Regions from separate parts of the Homo sapiens genome. Here region 1 is linked to region 2. Evidence: chromatin loops called from intact Hi-C (ENCODE). Cell type or tissue: heart right ventricle. All regions are shown on one strand. Links, peaks and the distances in the headings refer to the core of each region. The heading gives the core; the rest is flanking DNA. Region 1 overlaps KLHL3 (kelch like family member 3). Region 2 holds the start of KLHL3 (kelch like family member 3).

What was found. Hi-C counts contacts between places; a loop is a spot of excess contacts. Peaks named below come from ENCODE experiments on the same cell type or tissue, not always from the same donor. Only the 100,000 strongest peaks of a DNase experiment are listed, where the experiment ranks them.
Region 1: a loop joins it to region 2, with 5 times the contacts of the local background. A loop is called at or near these places in 95 of 110 quality-filtered maps.

What each region holds. Positions count from the first base shown.
Region 1 is chr5:137,652,482-137,663,764 of GRCh38, reverse strand. KLHL3 (kelch like family member 3) reads left to right here. Exons shown (of 15, transcript NM_017415.3): 7 at 1,734-1,850; 8 at 5,485-5,634. Among named protein-coding and RNA genes, the nearest start is that of MIR874, 10 kb to the right of the region's middle. In heart right ventricle, for the core only: a CTCF peak has its summit at 3,253 (motif pointing left); a DNase peak (open chromatin) is centred at 3,244.
Region 2 is chr5:137,729,782-137,742,761 of GRCh38, reverse strand. It overlaps KLHL3 (kelch like family member 3), which reads left to right and starts at 6,673. Exons shown (of 15, transcript NM_017415.3): 1 at 6,673-7,129. The coding sequence starts at 7,116. RefSeq lists enhancers at 6,406-7,074, 8,406-8,475. In heart right ventricle, for the core only: a CTCF peak has its summit at 6,566; DNase peaks (open chromatin) are centred at 5,021, 6,711 and 7,361; H3K4me3 peaks cover 2,643 bases; H3K27ac peaks cover 5,277 bases.

The DNA.
Region 1 (11,283 bases), core at 227-8,226, 76 kb after region 2:
TTATTCTTTTTAATAGCGAAAATAGAGTTGGCACTCTGTATCCGTGAGTTCCATATCCAGGGATTCAACTAAGGAAATATTCAGAAGAAAAAAATTCCATAAAGTTGCGAAAAGCAAAATTTGAATTTGCTGCAACACCAAGTACTACATCATATCCACTTGCATGAAGTGATGTATGGGTATTATATTAGGTATTATAAGCAATCTTATATAATTATTTAAAGTATATTTATTATTAACATACTTTAAATATATATATTTAAAGTATTTAAAGTATATGGGAGGATGATTTAAAGTATATGGGAGGATGTGCGGAGGTTATGTGCAAATACTATGCCATTTTATATAAGGGACTTGAGCATTGGCAGATGTTGGTATCTGTGGGTGGTCATAGAACCAGTGCCCTGGGGCTGGGGCTGGTGGCTCACGCTTGTAATCCCAGCACTTTGGGAGGCTAAGGCAGGCGGATCACTTGAGGTCAGGAGTTTGAGACCAGCCTGGCCAATATGGTGAAACCCCGTCTCTACTAAAAATACAAAAATTAGCCGGGTGTAGTGGTGTACACCTGTAATCCCAGCTACTAGGGAGGCTGAGACGGGAGAATCACTTAACCCGGGAGGTGGAGGTTGCAGTGAGCCAAGATCGTGCCACTGCACTCCAGCCTATGCGACAGAGTAAGAACCAAAAAAAAAAAAAAAAAAAAAAAAAGAACGAGTGCTCAAGGATACTGAGGGATAACTGTATCTAATGGTATGGATACTCCTTTAATAATTTCTCTATTAGTGGACTTTAGGTTGTTTCATTTTTTTATCCCTTTACAACCATGCTGCAGCAAAGATATTGGAGCACATATTCTGTTCTCTTACACTGATGTGAGTATAAGCTAGAGCTCTAGAAGTGGTATTTTTAAAGTCAACGAGAATGCACATTTAAAATTTTGATCGATATTGCCAATACTTCCCTCCCCTCTTAAAAATCATTATTAATGAAATTTTTACAGACACTGCTGGTTTCCCCATTGCCCCTCCAACGTTGAATTTTATCTGCCTATGTGTATGTGGTGGCACAGGGTTTGAATTTGGACTTATCCTTGAGTAGAGTGAACATCCAAAGTATAGGTCTGCCTTTTTGGTTCTAAGCCCTCCAGTTTTGATTTGCATAGAAATGAAATCTCTCCTCAAGGAGAAATGTTTGCCATTCCTTGTCATTCAGTGTCACATTGACCATCACAGCCAGCTTTGGGCAGAGGGCATTCTTACTGTTTTTATTCTACATTAACTTTACACGGGACATAAGTGAGGAAACGGGGGCATGGGGAGATGACGACATTGCCCCCAGGGTCTGATCTTCCTGAGCAGCCTCTATAAATTTGGTTCACAGTTACTGCTCTGTATTTTTACCCTTAAAAAACTATTGGAACTGGTTTTTATTTTAGAATGAACCATGATGATTCTACATTTGGGATAGCAGGTTTGTCCTTGTGTGTGTGTGTGTGTGTGTGTGTGTGTGTGTGTGTGTGTGTGTAGAGTGTGTGTGTGATCACTCTCTGAGGCCAGCAAGTAAACAAACCCTTTCTGTTTTTATTTTAAATATGAGTCTCAGATTAATTAAACACCTTTGTGGATGACTCATAACTTTTTCTCTCTCTCTTTTTTTTTTTTTTTTACAGATTGAGGGTTGTTTGAAAGCTTTTGTCTCTTTACTGAAGTTGCCCATGTTGCTTTTCTTTATAGGTGTTTGAAGCTGTGATCTCATGGATCAATTATGAGAAAGAAACCCGTTTAGAGCACATGGCAAAGCTGATGGAACATGTCCGACTTCCTCTCTTACCTAGGGACTACCTAGTCCAAGTGAGTGTTGTATGAAGAGCCAAGCACTTCTGTGTTCACCCAGACCTGTAGGAATAGCAATGGGCAATCCTGGTTGGATGGAGTAGTTGAGGGTTTAGTGGGTCTTCTGTATGTGCTGAGGGAACCAGCCCACTGGGTTAAGTGTTAGGTGTTGTAAAGTTTAAGAGCATAGGCTTGAAAATAGGACACTTAGGTTTCAGTCTCTGCTCTGCTGCTTATTAGTTTTGGATTTTTATTTAACCTCTTCAAGCCTCAGTTTTTCTTCCATAGAACAGATATTATAGTAGAGCCCAGCAGGGTTGTTGTGAGGACTAAAGGAGTAGAGTATGCAAGTCAGCTGCTTCGTGTGGAGCCTGGGGTAACAAATGTTCCATGAAAGTTAGCTGTCTTTGTTGAAGAGGACTGAAGCAAGAAGGGTCATGTCCACAATGTTTCTATGTTCCCTTTATGTCTTAGTTTTAGGCAACTTGAAGCCAAATTCAAGACTGTAAAAACGGTGCCTAGAATACAGAGTACTTCCACTTCCTCTGAAAAGGAAAGAAAAATTAAGAATTATGGGGTTTCCTTATGGTGCCATATGTTTTCTCGTTTAATCCTTATAATAACCCAGAGGGGCAAAGATTGTAACTCCTTTTTTTACACATGTAGGCCTTGAGGCTTATGGAGGTTGGGATTTATCGGGGTCACTAGCCTTAGAGAGGCTCAGGATTCAAATCCATGTCATTCTGGCTCTGCAGTGCATAGTTCTTCCGCTAAGCTAGCTGCCACCATTGATACGCTCTTTTCTGCATACCCATTACGTGACTTATTTTATACAGTAAATGGCATTAGACACTTTTATAAGCAGAGAATAAACCTTAAAATATATGAACAAAACAAAACATCGAGACAGCAGGTTAGCCCTCAGCTGTCTCCAAGGAGTCTCTGGAAGGAAGGGAAGATATGATGCAAGGATAAAGAGGAGGTTTAGCAGCCTAGCAGCCCAGCAGCCCAGCTCTTGTTACTTTCCAGCCATATAATACTGGGTACATGCTTAACCTTTTTAAACCTCAGTTTTCTTACCGGGAAAAAATGGCACTTGCCTTTATAGGATTGTTTGGGGATAAACAATAAAATGAGATAATCCATGTAGGCCTATAATACAGTGTTCAGTGAATGTTACTGATCTTACTCTGTAGTCTTTGTGACCACTGCTGTGATTCTTAGTAGCAGGTGACACAGTATCCTCACGAGCACTTGTAAACTCGTCTGCTGGTAACACTTGTAGATTGCAGATATGAGGGGTCAGTGAAATGTTCCCTGAATCGCCGTACTTCAGCCTTCTCAGGTGCTGAGGGATATGCTTGCAAGCTCTTAAATGGGGCATGCATGCTACTTTGGGTGATACCACTGCCACCTGGTGGCAGCATATCTTTCCTGTAGAAAAGGTCCCCTAAGCGGAGGAAGTGAACTTGCCTGAGCATCCAGTGTCAGTCAAACCTCCCACTGTCCTGTGGGAAGCTGGCTGGAGGTGGAGGAGGCACCTGGACTCCAGTATAGTCTCGCTTCCACAGGGAGGGTTGGCAACCTGGGGACCTGGGTTCCAGAGAAAGCTAAAGTGGCCTTAGAGACCGTTGGTCACAAACTTCATCAGGCATCCACAACTGAAGCTTAACAAACGTCACCATTAGGAAATGGCTCCTGGGTTATTATGCCAAAGCAGAATTTAGATCTGGAAAAGAAGGGGGTCAGAGGCAATGGGCATGAGAACTGTTGTGTGGGACTCCTCCCTTTGCCCTTTTTGCAGAAAGGCCTTTTATCAGGCCTCTCAGAGTGAACACCTCTGGAATAGGATGTTTCATTACATTCATTTGACTTTGAAACTTCAAATGAGTATAATTGCTGGGATGGCTGATGGTGGTGGAGGAGGAGGAGGAGAAGGAAGGGAAAGCCCTGGGCAGACCTCCACCAACACTGCCTGACTTCTGGGGGAGGTTTTTTTTTCTTTCACAAAAGGTAGCATTTATTAGGCTTTTACTCAGCATTTAAAAATATTGTACTAAATGTATAATATGTTGTGATAAAATGTTTATTACATAAACTTTGTTATTTTAACCATTTTAAGTGTACAATTTAGAGGCATTCATTACATTCAAATTCAGTACAACCATTACTATAAAGATTTCCAAAACTTTGTCATCACCCCCAAAGTTGAAACTCTTGTACCCATGAAGCACTAACTTTCCAGGAGAACTTTTAATTCAAGCTGAGTAAGTTCTTCTGGAGAAATAGCTGCTCATGCATTTCTCCTTCCTTCCAAGCTTTTTCAGGCATCCTCTCCCACCCTTTTTATTTTGTAATTGACCCTAGAAGTTTATGATTTGTCTCAAGCTGGCTCAGTTCCTTACTGGGAGGGGAAAAAAAAACCTTCCAAGGAAAACAGTTCTTGGGGACTGTCTCTGGGGAGGGAGGTGGTCAGAGGTACACAGAGGCCTTCTCTTGCCAATCCTTTTTTCCCTGCCAGCTCCAATGCTGCCCAGCAGATGATGGCCCTGGCCATGCTTTCATTCCTAGTGACAGATGGGGACCCAGGAGAGGCTCAGTCATGCCTTGTGCATCACTGACTTGAGGGCTGAGATAATTGAGGTGGGAGGCCCTTCTCATTCTCTGACTGGACTTGAATTCTTCAGGGTCAGAAATTTTGTCTTGTTCATCATTTTCTTCCTGGGGACCAGCACAGGGCTGCCCAACCAGGAGACATTCAATCAGTGTTAGCTGTTGAATGGAATTGATCTTTCCTAACACAAAGCAGCCCCAGAAGACCACATTACCCATTCCAGATATGCCACACAGTGATCTGACCTGGGCCAAAAGGTGGGGATTGGAGAGTTAGAGCACCAGAATGGCTTCATGCTTGGTCTTGCTCATGAAACCTTTAGGCTTACATGTGCTGAGCACCTGCTTAGGTCCTAAGCTCTGGAATAAGAGATAAAGAAGCCAGAGCCCCAGCTTAGATGGAGTCCTAGGTGAGGTCAATAGGTGGGACTTTGTGCAGGGTAATTTTTCTGCTCTGATGTTGTTACTCTGTTAGAAGGAGCCTCACTGGCCGATTTTCTGCCCTGAGACCTTCACTATAAGACAACGAATATGAATCTTTCTCCTTGACAAGCTTATTTTACTCAATGCCTCCAAAGGTTGGCTGATGGCTCCCACACCCTTTCCTCTTTCCCCTCACTCCTCCTCTCAGATGTCTGTTTGCCCTAAGCATTATAATGCATTCAAATCAGGAGAAATGTGGTTAGAGGCTTTCAGGATGGCTACTTGTCTTTTGTTTTGCATAAACTCATTTAAGCCTCAAAACAAACAAAACTAGTGAGGTTGTAGATACCTTTAATATGCCCATTTTACAGATGAGGAAACTGAGGATCAGAGACGTTAAGTAGTGGATCTGGTCTAATGCCAGAGCTTGATCCCTTATCCCACTGTGCTCTTAAAATGCAGGAGGTGAGCAGTAAGTTGTAACTCTTTGGGTCTGAGATGATGTGGTGAAGGAATGAATGAGTGTGGGAGTGCAGGAATGACTGAGCCCAGGGTGAAAGCTTGGGAAATGTGGCTGAGCTGTGCTCCAGGATCATCTGTGGATTATTACCTCTAGACGGTTGAAGAAGAAGCTTTGATAAAGAATAACAACACCTGTAAAGACTTCCTCATTGAGGCCATGAAATACCATCTCCTCCCTCTGGATCAGAGACTATTGATTAAGAACCCAAGGACCAAGCCCAGGACTCCAGTCAGCCTTCCCAAGGTAAGCCCCAGCCCAATCACCACCAAGAGTCAGGACTGTGCCCTGGGAAAGTGGCCTTCCACTCCTGCCTCCAAGTCTTTCCTCACCCATGGCTGCCCTGCATCTTGGTTGCATTTACAACCTAGGAGATGGAGTCTGCTGGTTCCTCTTGAATCTGCTGGTACCTCTCTCTTCTGGGGTCTTCCTTTCCTAAGAGTTTCAAGGTAACCTCCAATGTCATCAGGGAGGTTTGAGAATAACTCAGAGCTCCCTCTCACCCCCACCCTGACTTCTCATTTCACACCATGGCTTGTGCTCTATTTCTGTTGGAAGCAGAGGAATGGCTATGTTGGTTTCACTTAGTGATGGCCATAGTAGTCCTCTTTCTAGGCCATTCTTTGAGTCAGAATAGTCCTAGTCTGTTTCTTTTCCCCACTCAGGGAAGGACATAAAGGACAATTAGGGCTGCCCCAGAGAAGAAAAGGGGTTCTAAGAAAAGGGACCCTGTCAAATTGAGGAGTTTGACAGGTCACGAAGCAGAGGAAGGAAATGGGAGAAATGAGAATTTGTGAGGGAGCAGCCAGGGAAAGGGAAGGAAGACACAGGAGGGGACCCCATGATCTAGAGACCTAGAGTTTATGGTGTGTGCTGGCTGCTTTGGTTCCCTGCGAGTCTTCTTTCCTCTCTGACCCTCAGGCTCCTTATCTATAGAATGAGGGATGCTCCACTCGATCCCTAAAGTCCTGTCTGGTGTGGCACCAAAGTAGTCGTTTTAGGAGTCTAACATGCTGATGTCTGGGGGAAGGAATCAGTCAACCCAGGAGGAAAGGTGGGAGGAGAGGAGTGGGTCGTGTTGTCTCATTGATGACACAGTAGGCAGCACCAGGAAATTATTTAGGCCCTTGCTTTGTCCTCCTCCTCCTCTTTCCAGCTGGCTGCCATCCTCCCTGCCTGCTTCTTCCAGGAAGGTTTCACAGTGGCTAGAGGCATGTTGTTTTCCAAGACCAGGTGTTGGAATTCTCTGAGGTTTGCAGGACCTTCTTTCCCCTCTGCTCCTTGACCTTGGATCATGGGGAATATATTGGTTGCAATGTGAACAAATGTCTCAGTGTCCCAGATAATAATACAAGCAGCTAACCTTTATTGAGTGCTGAGGTTATCACTTGAATATCTTACTTAATCTTTTCAACAACACTACAAGGTAGAGATAGTTATCCTAGTTTTATAAAGGAGGAAACTGAGTTTCAGAGAAGTTAATTTACTTGCCCAAGGTCAACACAGCTAATGTGGTAGAACCAGCATTTGAACTGAGTCTTTATCACTCTCCAAACCTGTTCTCTGAACTCATACCATCCTGCACCTGGCTTCACCTTTGTAAACCTGAGAGTGCATACTTGCCTGTTGGCCTCACGTTGCCTAGTGCAGGTTAGAAGAAGGCACAGCCGCAAGGCAAGGCCTTGGTCTGGCTGGACATTGGTCTTACTGCAGGTTGATGCCTTTTGTTTTGTTTGGTTGAAATATTGCATTGAAACTTCTTCATATTTTTCAAAGTGAAAATAACTTAGCTTTCTTTAATTATAGACATATGTGCTTATTGTGGATTATTAAAAGGATACTACAATTTTGAAATTAAATAAAAGTCACTTGAAATGTCTCCTAGGATAAAAAATCTGCTATTATTTGGAAAATTTTCTTTCAGACATGTCTCTCTGCACTTTTTCACAGATAGATACAAATGTACAGTGTATTGCTATACAGATTGAACTATTTTTCCCCCCATGCAGCCATGTGGTACAGACTGCTTTTAATATTATCAGTATAGGTGAAATCAGCATTTAAATTGTAATGGTACATGGTGTTTAATTGTATTTATGCACTATTATGTGCATATTATGGACAGTCCTCTACTGATGGGCTTTGCAGTAATTTCCTTTTTTTTTTGTAATGTAAACATTTCTGTGTCAAGTATCCTTTAAAAGGTGGCATATTGTTTGAGTTCGTATTTCTTTCATTGGGAGTGAGATTAATCTTGATTTCATATGATTATCGGCATTTGTATTTCTATTTTGGAGAATTCTCTGTTCATGTCCCTGGCTCATTTTTCTATTAGACTGTATTTTTTAATTAATATTTTTTATTCCTTTTTTTTTTTTTTTTTCTTGAGGCAGAGTCTTGTTCTTCTACCCAGGCCGGAGTGCAGTGGAGTGATCTCAGCTCACTTCAGCTTCCATCTTCCAAGCTCAAGTGATCCTCCCACCTCAGCCTCCCAAGTAGCTGGGACTGCAGGTGTGTGCCAACACACCCAGCTAATTTTTTTTCTTTTAATTTTTTTGTAGAGACAGGTTTTTGCCTATTGCCTAGGCTGGTCTCGAACTCCTGAGCTCAAGCAGTCCACCCACCTTGGCCTCCCAAAATGCTGGGATTGTAGGTGTGAGCCACTGTGCCTGGCCTTATTTGTAGTTTCTAAAGGCTCTTTGTACATGAAAGAGGTTAGGCCTTTGAATGTATGTATTTCAAATATGTTTTTTCTTAGTTTGCAATTTGCCTCTTGTTTATAGTAATTTTTTGGTCCAAAAAAGCCCCAGTTTTTAAGGAGTCAAATTGATCTATCTTTTGCTTTATAGCTTGGGTTTTGTGTCATGTTTAGAAATATTTTCTTTACTCTGAAATTATTTAAATAATGTCCCCATGTTTTCTTCAAGTACCTTTATAATTTTTGTTTTACATTTGAATCTTTGATGCACTTAGAATTATTTTTTGTGTGTAAGGAGTGAGGGCAGGGATTCAGTTTTATTGGTATTGCAAATGATGAGCCAATTGTCTCAAGGTTATTTTATTCATTAATTCCCCTCTTCCCCCATTGGTTTGAATACTATCTTTATTATGATCTAAATTTCCACAAGCTGCATGTCTTGAGAATGTTGATTCTAAGTGTGCTGCTTTTTATTTAGCCTTTTTACTTCCCTGGGTTTTCAGCTGGTCTTCTGTCTGTGACATTTCCCTTTGGAAATTGGTTCTCATCCTCTATGATATCAGAAGAATGACATCTTTGCCTGAGGAGTGTAGCTTGGAGCTAAGGGAATGGTTCAGCACTGGCCCAGCTTTTTTGTGTAGAAACCATACCTAGTGACCTCTCCTTTTTTGGACTCCATGTTAGCTCTTACCTCATATACCCATAAAAAGATAGTTTTAAAATTAAAGCCCAGTTTGTGCCTGAGCCTGGACTAAGCATGCTGAGAGCTGCTCCACCATCACCCCTGTTCCATCCCAGGGATTTAATCTATAGTTGAGAAAGAAGAGTCTACCCCTTGTTTCAGGAGGTCAAAGCCATCCTTCTGTCATCCCTACTCCTTAAGAAACATTTATTTTCTGAATGAAAACATTTAGATTCCTGGGCCTTCTGCAGGCAACTGGAACCATGACTTCCTTAGAATCTGTTAAAGAAAGAAAGAAAGAAGACATCACTACTCTTTGTCTCATTGTTCTCCTGTATTTAATCCTTGAATGATTTAAGGTTATGTTGTCTAACGTGCTTCTTAAACTATACTCTCATCACCATTGTTTAAGCACTTAAATTAGTGAGGGGATCCCCACTGAAGGCTTGAAGAATGAATAGGGTATGCTGAGGGAAATGATCACTTAGGGATTATCAGATCGTGTACTGTCTTAATAAATCATCACAGCAATAGGTCTGTCCTATTCATATCCCTACTTAGATTACTCAGAGAGGTTAAGAAATTTGCCCAGTTAAGTACTGGCTAAGTGCAGAGCTGGGGTTCGGTCTGTCTCACTCCAAAGTCCATGCTTTTCCTTTTACACCGAACTGCTTCCTGAGAAACAGCTTTCAGGTTTTGTTAGCGGTTTAAAGAGATTATTTTCTTTTAGATTAGTAGAGGTATAATAATTTATATGCAGTAAAATTCACACTTTTTAGAGATACAATGTGATAAGTTTTTACAAGTGCACAGTCATGTAACCACCATCCCAATCAAAACATAGAATATTTTAATCACTACAAAAAGTTTCCATGTGCTGCTTTGTAGTCAATCCTCTTCTTCTACCCCCAGCCTCTGACAACTACTGATCTGATTTCTGTCCCTATGGTTTTGCCTTTTCTAGAGTGTCATATAAATGGAATCATGCTGTATGTAGTCCTTTGAGCTTGGCTTGTTTTTCTTACCATAATGCATTTGAGATTCATCCCCGTTGTTGCATGTATCAGGAGCTCATTCCTTTTTATCACTAAGTAACATTCCATTGTATGGATGGACCATAGTTTATTCATTCACGAGTTGGTGGACATTTGGGTATCCAGTTTTTGGCTGTTACAAATAAAGCTGCTGTGATTTCACTTACAGATCTTTGTGTGGACATATGTTTTAATTTCTCTTGGGTAAATACCTAGGAGTAGGATTGCTGGGTTGTATGGTAAGTATATGTTTAACTTTATAAGAAATTGCTAAACTGTTTTTTAAAATGGCTATACTATTATGCATTTCCACCAGCAATATATGAGTTTCAGTTATTCTGCAGTCCTGCTACTACTTGACATTATCTATTTTTAAAAATTGTAGCCATTCTAGTAGGTCTGTGGTAGTATCTCACTATGGTTTTAATATGCATCTCTCTAATCACTGTGCTGTTGAGATTTTCTCATGTGCCTATTTGCCACCCATATTTCTTCTTTGGTGAAGTGTCTATTAAAATATTTTGCCCATTTGAAAAATTGGGTTATTGTTTTCTTATTGAGTTGTAAACATTCTTTATGTATTCTGGATACAAGTCTTTAATAAGATATATATTGTGCAAATATTTTCTCCCAACCTGTGCCTTATATTTTCATTTTTTTAGCAGTATCTTTGGAAGATAGTTTTTTAACTAATTAATTATTATTTTTTTTTTGAGACGGAGTCTTACTCTGTTGCCCAGGCCGGAGTGCAGTGGCACAATCACGGCTCACTGCAAGTTCTGCCTCCCGGGTTCATGCCATTCTCCTGCCTCAGCCTCCCGAGTAGCTGGGACTACAGGTGCCTGCCACCACGCCCGGCTAATTTTTTTTTTTTTTGTATTTTTAGTAGAGACGGGGTTTTACCGTGTTAGCCAGGATGGTCTCAATCTCCTGACCTCGTGATCCGCCTGCCTCAGCCTCCCAAAGTGCTGGGATTACAGACGTGAGCCACCGCGCCCGGCCACTAATTAATTTTTTAATTGACAAAAGTTATATGCATTTATCATGTACAACATGAGGTTTTGAAATATAGATACATTGTGGAATGGCTAAATTTAGCTAATTAACATATGTATTACATCATATACTTATTTTTTTGTGGTAAGAACACTTAAAATCCATTCTCTTAACTATTTTCAAGAATATAATACATTGTTATTAACTATAGTCACCACGTTGTACTATAAATCTCTTGAAGGTATTTCTCCCATCTCACTGAAATTTCATATCCTTTGGTCAACATCTTCCCAGCCAACCCCTTCCCCTATCCCTTGGTAACCACCATTCTATTCTCTACTTCTATGAGTTTAACTTTTTTAGATTCCGCGTATGAGTGAGATTGTATGTTATTTGTCCTTTTGTGCCCTGCTTATTTCACTTAACGTAATGTCCTCCAGGTTCATCCATATTGTCACAGATGACAGGATTTCCTTCTTTTTTAA
Region 2 (12,980 bases), core at 3,058-11,057:
TAGGGGTAGTACATTCTGTGTATAGCTAATAGTGGTCTCTTAGGTCAGGCAGACCTGGGTTCAAATTCCAGCTTTGCCATTTACTAACTGTGGGGCCTTGGTTCAAGTTATTTAACTCTCAGAACCTCGATTCTCTCATGTTTAAAAGAGAAATAATAGTCCTACAGGGTTGTGAGAATTAAATGACAAGGGTACATGTGAAGTGTGGAATACAGGGTCTGGCCCAGAGTAAATATTCAAGGAATGGGAGCTATTATTACCATTCAGGGGATGTTGTCTTAAGTCAAAGGAGATGATGGATATGAAGCACTTTGTAAGCTTAAAAATGCAACACAAATGGCATGAGTGATTATACTCTGGAATCTACTTGGCGTGAATTCTTTTACCTTCAGAGGAAGAGTCCTTATTCCTCTGGATAAGGTGCTGTTTTGTTTCTCTTTTGACTTTTTGGGGTCTCAAGTTCCTTTTCAGTTTCTGCCTGGCTGTCTGAGGGCACTTGGCAAGTGCTCCTGAATATGAGAGGGCATTTTGGTGATACAGGTGTGGGTGGACCTTAATTTAGCTTTGGTCTTGTCTACTCCTTGCTGACCTGTTGGTAATAGTAACCAGTGGAGATGTGAAAATAGCTCCAGGAGAGGCCCTACCCTGGTTAATTTTCTTCTTGAACCTAGGACCGAGTGCTCAGGTTCGGTAGCATTGGCACAGACAATGAAAATCATAGCTACTAATGGTTGCTGAGTGCTTATTATAGGCCAGGCTCTCAGCTAAGTGCTTTACATTCTAACCTAACAATGCTGTGAAGTAGGTACTATTGTTCTCACCTTTTTTCGAATGAGAAAAATCGAAGCTTGTAACTTGCCTAGGGTCATGTTTCTGGTAAGTACATTTGGACCTTGCCCTGTCTGATTTTAATGGTCTGGGCTCTTTTCATTGTTCAGGTGATGTTTGCATCTAGCTGTGCATTAGAGTCACCTACGAAGTTCATTAAAATTCCCGTTCCTAGTGGGTGCGATAGCTCACACCTGTCCATCCCAGCGTTTTGGGAGGCTGAGGCGGGAGCACTGCTTGAGCCCAAGGAGTTCGAGACCAGCCTGGGCAACATAGAGAGACCCCGTCTCTAAAACTAAAGGAAAAAAATTAAAAAAATTCCTGTTCCTCAGGCCCTGATTCTATGGGTGTGAGGAAGAGCCGGACCCTGTAGTGTTTTTTCATTTTTCCAGATTTATTGAGGTATAATTTGCATAAATAAACCCATTTTAAGTGTATAGTTTAATGAAATGCAGTACTTGTATACAGTTGTGTAGGTATTACCACAGTCAAGATACGGAACATTTCTATAACCCTAAAAACTTTTCTTCATGCCTATTGATCTGACACCTACCATTTTAACCAGCTGGGCAGATGGTTCTGATGCACAGCTAGGTGTGGGACCATTGTACTGTGTTATGGTGCCTGCAAATGTGAGGAACTGATGTCCTGGAGAAGGAGGGTAAAGGCAAGAAAAGAAAAAGAGCATTTACAAGGAAGAATGATTGGCTTAGCTGTCTTCAGATAAATTTAACTGGCTCCCTGTACAGAGATAGAGTATGGAAGAGAGAACTTTCTAGATAAAACCTAGCTTAAAAAAGTTTCTCCTCCCAACATGGTTTCTTCCTAAGCCACATAAGAGCTGAATGATTCTAAACAAAGTTGGTGTAGATGGCTGAATACATTGCTTTGGGGTAGAGATCTGGGGCCACTAGGGACTTTTGATAAGCTGTAGAAGAAGGCTGGGGTGTGGGAAGGACTGGGCTAAGACAGTGGTCCCTAGGTCACAGACTGGTACTGGTCCATGGCCTGTTAAGAATTGGGATGCACAGCAGGAGGTGAGCAGCCGGCAAGCGAGCATGACCACCTGACCTCTGTCTCCTGTCAGCTCAGCAGTGGCATTAGATTCTCCTAGGAGCATGAACCCTATTGTGAACTGTGTGTGCAAGGGATCTAGGTTGTGCGCTCCTTGAGAAGCTATCTAATGCCTGATGATCTGAGGTGGAACAGTTTCATCCTGAAACCATCATCCCCCCTGACCCCCCACCCCCATCCTTGGAAAAGTTGCCTTCCATGAAACTGGTCCCTGGTGCCAAAAAGGTTGGGGCCTGCTGGACTAAGACACTATTATTGCTGAGCAATCTGAGGATGGGACCTTTTTCTCCAGACAGATACCACATTGATTATTTTGACTCTCCTCTACTGCAGGACTCCAATAGCAACTGTCCTTAATCTGAAGTCCAGTCAGGAAAATTAGCATAGAGCAAACAGGTTCAGACTGTGGTCCAGAGAACATTTGGATAATAAGGTAGAAAATGTAAAATGTGTTTCTGAAACTGGAAAATATTGGGGGTAGGAACTTTGTGCCAGGAGTCTGGAGACTTTGCTTCTTGACTCAGCTCTGCCCCTGGTTTTGCTAGATAACCTTTCTTCCTTTTTTTTTTTTTTCCTAAATTTCATCTTTAATTTTAGATCGAGGGGTACATGTACAGGTTTGTTACATGGGTATCTTGCATGATGCTGAGGTTTGGGGTATGAATGATCCTGTCACCTAGGTAATGAGCATGGTACCCAATAGGTAGCTTTTCAACTACCTTTTTAGGCTTGCTCCTTGTATTAGGTGGTTATTGTGTTGTTATAAAGAAATACCTGAGGCTTGGTAATTTATAAAGAAAAGAGGTTTAATTGCCTCATGGCTCTGCAGGCTGTACAGGAAGCGTGCTGGCATCTGCTTCCGGGGAGGCCTCAGGAAGCTTACAATTGTGGTGGAAGGCAAAGGGGGAGCTGGTATATCACGTGATGAGAGCAGAGGCAAGAGAGTGAGGAGGAAGGTGCCACACACTTTTAAACAACCAGATCTCGAGTGAACTCAGAGTGAAAACTCTTTATTATGGGGACAGTGTGAAACTATTATGAGTGATCTGCCCCTATGACCCAAGCACCTCCCACTAGGCCCTATCTCCAACTCTAACACTGAGGATTACATTCCAGCATGAGATTTGGAGGCTACCAACATCCAAATCATATAACCCCTTTTCCCTCCCTCCATCCTCTAGTAGTCCCCAGTATCTATTGTTCCCATCTTCATGTCCATATGTACCCAATGTTTAGCTCCCACTTATAACTGAGAATGTGTGACATTTGGTTTTCTATTTCTGCACTAATTCACATAGGATAATGGCCTCTCGCTGCTTTCATGTTGCCACAGAGGACATGATTTTATTCTTTTTTTATGACTGTGTAGTATTCCTTGGTATATATATACCACACATTCTTTATTCAGTCCACCATTGATGGGCACCTAACTTGATTTTTTGTCTTTGCTATTTTGAATAGTGCTGCGATGAACATACAAGTGCATGTGCCTTTTTGGCAGAATGGTTTATTTTCTTTTGAGCATATACCTAGTAATGGGATTGCTGGGTCGAATGGTGGTTCTATTTTTAGTTCTTTGAGAAATCTCCAGACTGCCTTCCATAGTAGCTGAACTAATTTACATTCACCAGCAGTGTATAAGCATTCCCTTTCCTCCACAGCCTTGACAACATCTGTTATTTTTAGACTTTTTAATAATGGTCATTTTGACTGGTGTGAGATGGTATCTCATTGTGGTTTTGATTTGCATTTCTCTGGTGAGTAGTGACGATGAGCATTTTTTCATGTTTGTTGGCTGTTTGTATGTCTTCTTTTGAGAAACGTCTGTTCATGTCCATTGCCCACTTTTAAAAATGGGTTTACATGTTTTTTGCTTGTTGAATTAAATTCCTTATAGATTCTGCATATTAGACCTTTGTCAGATGCAGTTTATGAATATTTTCTCCTATTCCGTACATTGTCTGTTTACTCTGTTGATAGTTTCTTTTGCTATACGAAGCTCTTTAGTTTAATTAGGTCTTACTTGTCAATTTTTGCTTTTGCTGCATTGCTAGAAGGGTATTTCCTAGGTTTTTTTCCTTTTTTAAATAGTTTTAGGTCTTACATTTAATTGTTTACTCCATCTTGGGTTTATTTTATTTTATTTTTTGAGACAGAGTCTTGCTCTGTCACCCAGGCTGGAGTGCAGTGGTGCAGTCTTGGCTCACTATAACCTCTGCCTCCCAGGTTCAAGTGATCCTCCTGCCTCGGGCTCCCAAGTAGCTGAGACTACAGGCACATGCCACCACACCTGGCTAATTGTAGTATTTTTAGTAAAGATGGGGTTTTACCAGGTTGGCCAGGCTGGTCTCAAACTCTTGACCTCAGGTGATCTGCCCGCCTTGGCCTCCCAAAGTGTTGGGATTACAGGTATGAGCCACTGTGCCTGAGTTAATTTTTATATATGGTGATAGGGTCCAGTTTCTTCTGCATATGGATAGCCAGTTATCCCAGCATCATTTATTGAAGTCCTTTCCCCATTGCTTATTTTTGTTGACTTTGTCGAAAATCAGTTGGTTGTAGGTGAACAGCTTTATTTCTGGGTTCTCTTTTCTGTTCCATTGGTCTATGTGTCTGTTTTTGTACCAATACCATACTGTTTTGGTTACTGTAGCCTTGTAGTATAGTTTGAAGTCAGTTAATGTGGTGCCTCCAGTTTTGTTCTTTTTGCTTAAGATGACCTTTCTTTTCTAAATGGCCTCTTCTGAGTGTTCTCTATTCTGTCTACCTCCTGTGAATCATGAGTGGTGAATAAAGTATGAAGGTGTAGTCGTATGGTTTTGCAGGGAAATTTAGCAGGGTTTTATACTGGCTCTTAATAGTTATATTTTGAAACTTGAATACATACAACCCTTACATATTTCCTTTTCTGATCTTTTTTCTTTGTCTGGTTTGTTAGATGTGGCATTTCCACACCTTCCTGTATGGCGAATATGTAAACGTGGGTATGTGCAAAGGAGGAGTCATCTCTTTCTTATGTCCCTTTTATGAATCACCCAGTTGTGTTCCTGGTGGATGTCTGAACTCTGGCACGGATTCCGAGATTCAGTTTCCTTATTTGTGATGTTCAGCTTTTTGTGGTCCCTGTGATTGGCCTCAAGAGGAAATATCTGGAGCAGGGCCACAAGGCTGATTAGAGGAGGAAGGGACATAGAGGGAACAAGATATGAGGGGTATTGTTGTGCAAGGAAGAAGTGAAGATACAGCCCTGTGGGGTGTAAATGAAATTATCCAGGCCTCTTCTCACTTGAGAAAGAGTGAGTGTGAGTAATGGCCTTGTCTAAGAGAACACTGAGGTGCCAGGGGAGGTAATCTTTGAGAATAACCCTGTAGCCAGTTTGAGTTCAGGAGGCTATATAAAGTTTTAGTTACTTTTACTTTCTGTCACCTCAGTGTTCCTCTCTTCCTTCTGTGGTTTTAGGGCTTTGTAGTAGTGAAGAAATTTAACAGGTTAAAATGATAAGGATGATAGATTTACTGAGCGTCTCTTCGTACTTTCACCTACATCATGTTATCCTCCTTGAAGCCCCCTACAACACATTGGAGCCTAGTATTTCTTCTTAAACAATCACACGGATTACTCTGAGAAGAAAAACGGACCATTTAAAACATTTTTAGAATCCTGTGATCTTGGAGCTGAAAGGGACTCTAAAGATTGTCTGGTCTGACCCTATATTGTGAATGAGTAGCTGAGCATGAGGTCCAGAGTGTGGAGAACACTACTCAGGAAAGTCACTCACCCAGTGAGTGCTGGTGTGGATTCGGAAAAGCCCAGGGGTGCCATGAGGTGTCCCAGAAGAGAGATGCTCATAGCTGATTTTTTTCTGAGGCATTAGGATAGCTTCTGCACCACTTTTTGCAGCTAATTGTCCCAGTTACCTCTAAGCCTCTGTGGCTAGGATATACAGACTGGCCTCATGCCTTCCACAAGATTATGTTTTAGTTTGGGAAAGAAGATTTATAAATAATGAATTAGCCAAGACTGTATATTAGGTGTGAGATGACGATACAGGAAAGTATAGTTTGTGTATTTTGGTGGTGATTGACTGTCATTGGTGTGATTAGGGAAGGTTTTATGAAGACATGGGATTTGACTGGACTCCCAGAAAGACTAAAGGACTGGGATTGGAGAAGGCATTTCAGGCAGGGAGAGTTAAATTAGTCTAAATTGAAGCTCAGCAGCTGGAGATTACAGGATGTGAAAGATCTTTGGCTGGATATGGGGGTTCAGTGGGAGACTTACTAGTTGGAGCCACTGCTTAAGTTAAATTCCAATATGACAGATTTTAGGAAGATATTTTAGGATTGTGCTAAGATATTTTAGTATTCATTGTGATAGCTTTACTGCAGTAGTCTTTGGCCTCTTGCAGTAAAATAGGGTTTGTTTCAGTTTCACCTATTTGTACTACCTCTCTTTTTCGACTAGTTTTCCAATTTCTCTCTGTATTCTCTTAATTTCTCTCTGTGTTTTTCTCACTTCTGTCAGGTGCTTTTCCCTTAACTTCTCCCCATCTATCAGACACTCAGAGCTACTACAGAATTTGGGAGGAGGATTTGGAACATAAACTGTGACCTACAAGTGAATTTCCCCAGGTGGATGATAAACTCCACTGCAGGCCACAGAGGGGCCTCCTCATTCCAGCAATCTGGCCAGGCTGACAGACTCATAGCCTATGGGAGCAGGGGAGGGTGTAGGGGCCAGTATTTCTCGGGCTAGTGACGAACTGCCTGATTCTTTGCAGCCTAGACAGAGGAGGCAGGAGCCCCAGGGGCGGGCTAATCGCCTGGGCTGGGGATGCCTGGGCAGATGCAGAGGAAGCTGGAAAGGTGGCAGTGCACCTGGGTCGCTGGAGCTGCCGCCGTTCCTAGGAGACCAAGGAGCAGCAAGCCTGCGGGGGAGGGGGAGCAAGTGGGTTGCTGCTTTTAGCAGCTGAAAGGGCTGCAGGGAGCTCTGGGTAAGACATTTTCTGTTGCTGCTGCTTTTGCGGTAGAAGCTGCTGCGAGTAAGTCAGAGGAAGGAGGATTGAGAAGGGAGGAGGCTTCACTTGCAGCCATGCTGAATCACTGTTGCTGATCAGATTTCCCACTGGTCTGCTGGGAGAATCAAGAACAGAACTAGGATCCCCGAGTGCATACACAGTTCAGCAGCTACCACCCTGGCTGGGCCTCACACAATGGAGGGTGAAAGGTATGTATGTATAAGTGTGTGCTGTGTTGTGTGTGTATGTAAGTGTATGTGTGCTTGCGGTGCAGCCACCAGCTTTTGTGTTTGCATTGGCTAGGCAGAGTTGGAAGACCTGGCCACTGATGGATCTTAAAGGGCGCCAGAACAAGAGCAGGAAAGCCGCTTTCCAAATCACCCGTTCCAGGGCTTGAATCTCCAGAGATCTGGCTTCCGCAAAGGCAGGTCTGGGTTTGCTAGGCAGCGGAGCACCCTGAAAGAAGGGACTTCCTGGCTGGTGTTCGGGAATAGTTTCAGCACAGGCTGAATCAGATTGCCTTTCTCAGGCTGTTTCAAGGAGGCGTTTCCCTTTCCTGGCTCCTTTCCCGGGGTGTTTTTTCTTTGGTGGGGGGTTTTTGATGTCATAGTGGGGCTGACCTGACATAGTGTACTTGCATTTTCACGCAGGAGTGCTTGAATCTTCAGCAAGCATGCCATGCTGATGGCTGTGTGTGTGCGCGCGTGCACGCCGTGTATGCCTGTATACACACACATTCAGGGATGAAGGAGAGAAACCCAGTCAGATGATACTTGCTCTGAACTGAGTTTCATATTTGTATTGAAAAGTTTATGAGTGATACTGGAAGGTCTGTGCTTCCTCCATCAGGGATTTCTTTTGAAATAGGAACCAGCAGAAAAGATTTTAAGTACTTTTGTTGAGCTGGATCTAACTAGCGAGGCAGTTAGATCCTGGCAGGCACACACATCTAAATTTTTAAATTGTTATCTGAAGATCTGAATCTTTCATTGTGAAGGTGCTCAGCGCAGTGCAGAGGTGACATTCCTCTGTCTATGAAGTAAAATATCTCTTGAGTGCCAACCTCTTCATTCTTTGGTCTGCAGTTGGTAGAGTACGAGGCTTGCCATTTTATCTGAGGAGAGAAGACTGCAGGGAGGGGTCCGGCCATGGCAGTGCACCACTGAGGGGAAGCCTGCTGCTCCAGATTGCCAGTTTGATGCAGACAGTAACCATCTGGTTAACAATAATAGGCTCAACTAAGTCAACACTAGAGAGTATCTCAATGAACACTTTCCTTTTCATGAGTTGTTGTGACTTCTGTGTCTCACGGGGCACAGTGATGCCATTAAACATCTCTAGACCCTATTAGAACTAGCATGATGATTGGGTGTCATTCTTTTGTCTGTAGAGGCCCTGGGAACTGTGTTTCTTGATGACTCCCACAGGAAGAGCCTGGGACTGACTGTGCTGCTGGTGCATTCTCTTTCTGGGTGCTCTTTGCAACAGGAGTTTAGTGTTGAACTCTGTGAGGCCTGCTGAGCAGCAGAATATGAAGGCCTATTTCCTAAGTGTGGGGCAGAGGTGAGCAGTGTCTTTGGTCCCCAAAACAGTGTCCCATTGATCTGGTAGGTGGCAGAGAATGGGGTTGATGCGATGAAGGTTTAGAGATTCTGGGCCATGCCTATTTGCTTGACCTGTGGTGTAACTGGGGTTGAGAGGTCAGTGTGAGACTACCAGCAGCGGATCAAACAGTTTTGGGCACTGTGTTCCCAGTTCTGTGTTCAGAAATATAGTGAGTCCTTGCCCCTGTCCTGGGGCCTCTCAGCTGGGATGGCTGATGTCTATGGCTTTAGAACACCAGGTTGCACATGTTCTTGTACTTTTCCTCTGCTGAAGGCAGATGGTAGACAAGAAATCCAAACCGAGCAGCTTCCAATGTTCACCAGGTCACCCAGGTCATACCTTTTGTTCCTGCTCCAAGTCCAGCTTACCATGCCACGCGTTCAAGTCTTCTGAACTCTAACTCCTGTTCCCATTTCCACTGCTCACTCATATACCTACTGAGAATTCTGTTGATCTCTTTCATGATCACCCATCCTATACATTACTCCATCTAGCCTCATATCCTTAGCTCCCAGAGTTTCTTTTGCTGGATGTCTTTCCCTTCCAATTTTGCAAAAGTTATCTATCTATCAAGGTTATTCTAAAATTCTACTTTATCTTGGAAACTCAGCTTTTCTAGTCCTGGCTGATGTTCTTCGGAATTCTAATACCTCTGGTTTGTATCTCATAGTTGGACACTGAATAATAGGCCCACCAGATCTTTCAGTGCTTTTATTTCATATATCTTAGCAGTCCCCAGACTTGGAGACAGGTCCTCAAGGGCAAGGCTGGTGCCTTGTACTTCTAAATACCCCCATTGACTACTGCATGGGTACACAAATAGCAGGTGCTGAATAGTTATTAGCTGATTAGCTAATAACTTTTGTGTGAGGCTCTGATAACTAAAAAGAAAGTTGGTGAAAGAAGAGACTGAAGCCTTTGGCCAATAGCCTCATCTTTGGATATCAGCCTTATTATCTTAGCACGGGTAACTGACTTCAAGGAATGCTTTGAGGTAGGGGGAGAACAGAGGGAAGTAGCCTTGTTTTACAAGTTCCCTGGGAAATTGAGGTCCAGAGAAGCTGAGTGACTCGCCTAGGATCACATGTCCAACCTCCAGAGACTGGAGGGATCCTCAATCTGGTGCTCATTCCACACTTAACCTGCTGAATCTTAATCGGGGCTGTTTTTAAGCATTACAAAATTTCAACCAAGGGATTGCTAATGAACAATTTTTTTTTTCTTTGCCATGAGGGTATGAAAATACTTTCTACCTTGAAAGGCTATTAATTAAAAGCATGGACTTTGGAGTAACATAGACCTAGCGGTGAATCTGCTTTACAAACAGTGTGACCTTGAGTGTGTCACATTTTTTTCAGAACTAATTTTTCTCTTCTGTGTAAAGGGAATAATAACAGTACTTACACTTCATAGAGCTGTTGTGAAGATTAAATGGTACAATATGTGTAAGGTACCTAGTAAAGTTTTTTAGGCACAGAGTGAGTACTCAGTAGATGGTAGTTGCTATTATCATTGGTATCCACCTATTGCTATGTTGTACCCTATACTTTGCTGCTGGGTTACTAACCAAGGCATATTTTAGGACCTCTCTTTTTTTATCATCCAAAGCAGATTATGTAGAACCATTTCCATGAGGAAATGAGGGAGCTTATCAGGCCGTCATCTTGCTTCTTATCTAAAACTATCTCCTTATAGTAAGTTACCCCATAGGGCTTGGCATTTCTTCTTTTAGGTTTCACCAAGATCTACCTTAATCTTTCTTTTTATAGACAACCTGTGGCATCTAGTTGCCTCAGTGGTTGGAACCATGGGCTGGATGCATGTTTGTTCAGGCCAAAATCTCTTAAGAAGAACTTGTGAATTTGCACTAGCCTTTGCTGTATCTTTCTAGATTTCCAGGTCTCTCCTGGACCTTATGATGCTAAGTCTTCCCCAGTTCCCTCCATGGGAGAATCACTGTGGCTTGAACAGTCAGAGGAAGGTGATTTTGTCTTCTGTTTTGCAAAGGGAAAGGGTCTCTGGCTGTTAGCTATTACAATGATAAATTGTTTCTGTGTGAGTGTGAATGTAGAGAAGATAGATATCAGAAATGGCAGTTGCCCTTGCAATTGGGATTTTATTTCAGTTCTGGAAATCAGCCTTGTGGATAGCTTAAAATAAAATTTCAAAATAAATGGTTAGTCAGATTCATAGAGACAGAAAGTAAAATGGTTACCAGGAGCTGGAGGGAGGGAGGAGTGGGGAAGTTATTGTTTAATGGATAGAGAGTTTCAGTTTGGGAAGATGAAATAATTCTGGAGATGGGTGGTGGTGATGGTTGTACAACAGTATGACTGTACTTAAAAACGGTTAAAATTATACATTTTATGTTACATCTATTTTACCACAATAAAAAACATTCAGGCCCAGACTGTGGCAGATCTGCAAGAGTTACAGAGCACCACAACTTTGGAAGAAGCATCATAAAAAGGGGAAGTTAATTGTCTATTTTTCTTAAAATTGTGATTATTTTCTTCATCAGAAGCACAGAGATGCCCCTGCTTGAGAGGGGCACCATGTACCGGGCACTATGCTGTGATTTTGTGTGAGGTGTCCTCAGAGGATGGTTCTTAATGGCTGGTTTTTATGAAGGAGAGTCTGTTTTTGGACCTCAGGGAACTTCTGAGCAAAAGGAGCTCATCTATTTACCCTTGATCCAGGAACGACAGATAGAGAATATTTTCTGAGGAGACAAGACTTAGAAAGCCAGTACACTTTAAATGTTGAGTTTTGTAATGTCAGGTTGAATGCTGGCAAGACCCAGGGAAGAGCAAGTGTTGAGCAACCTAGCCTTTTTTCTGTTCCCAGCGGCAAGTCACTTAGTCCTCCCCCAACCTTAGAAGTCAGGGATAGAAAATTCTGTAAAAAGTTTTGGGCATCACTGCTGCCTGAAGCAGATGTGCACGCATTTCAACCATGATAATTGAAACCAAATTTTTCCATTTTGGAAATACTTTTTGACAAAGTAAGGTTTTCAACTGCAAAAACAAAGTCAGGGAAAGAAACCTCTTGATATCCCTGCACCCAGATTTGGATTTTTAGGATTTTGCTTGCTAAGTTTTGAACTGGTAAAACAGATCTGGACAAGATAATTTTTGTGTAAGTTTTCCTAAAGCAAGTGCTTTATTTGATGAAATTTGCCATCATCAAACTGACCTATTTTTTTTTTTCAATTTCTGGATGAATGTTCAAACTAGGTTAAACGGAATAGAGCACTAATAAACCATGTAAAAAATAGCTTGAACATGTGTTGGTAGATTTTTTTTTCTGTTAAATAAGTTCAATGCCTCTCAGGTCAGAGATCTAACTTTTTATCATTTATGAGGATTTTCAGAGTCTTAGCACAACTTTCCTGGACTTTTCATTTTCACTTATGAAAGTATATCATAGCCACTATCAAAACCACACACATACAAGGGCTCAGCTCTCCTATTCAAACCAAACATAAGCTTGGCTTCCAAAATGCCACATAATGAGGAGCATGTTTTCTTTTAGTCTTTCTCTCTTCTTGTCTAATTCTATCTGTCTGTGTAAAATGTTTTACATTTTTACACAGCCCACTTAAGAGTTTTCCCCTTGAGTTTTAAAGAAAGCAGTTTGTGACTTGGGGTTTTAGGAATGTGATTAGTAACATACCTGTTCTTGAGCTTGTTTATGAAGGAGCATGTTACAAGAATGACAGCATCTGCTGGTCATCTTTGGTGAATCATGATTGGCTTGTGTGAAGGCCCCAGTGTGGAAACTCCAAGTTCAATACAATTAATAACACTGACTCCAGTACACACTGCAATTTCCCATAATCAGAAGTGAAGTAGTGCTATATCACAGGTCCTAGGAGATTTGGTCTTTTTTCATTTGGCCTGGTTTGGTTGCACAAGGAAGAACGTCAGAGAGTGGGACATGAAGGGTTGTGCCTCACTTGGCCTGATGGGCTATGGACATTATCCCGAGTCAGTGGACATTGTTATTAAAAGCCCAGGCCTTGGAGTCAGATAGACCTGGGTTTCAGTGCCAGTTCTGCACTTACTAGTTATGTGGGACTTTTGGGAAGACTTTATGTCTGTACCTTAAGAGATAATGCTACCTACTTCCTAGGGTTGTTCTGAAGATAAAATGGAGGTAAGGTGCTTTAACATACCCTCAACTTTCAGGAAATGTTAACTCGATCTGTACCTTACTAATGCATGTGTTCTACGTGTCCATGTGGGCTATTATAGCGATTCAGCCTAATTCTATGAACTGAGGTGGCACTGCTGAAAGAGGATGAAGAGTATGGGGCTCTCTGGTAACCTGTGTGTAAATGGTACTTTGTGATAGCAGGACTGCACCACCAAGTCCTGAATCCTGCTGGCTGGACATCTTCAAGAGTCAGGTTCTTCATTAATCCAGAAGTAGAAATCTAAGTTTGATCATTTT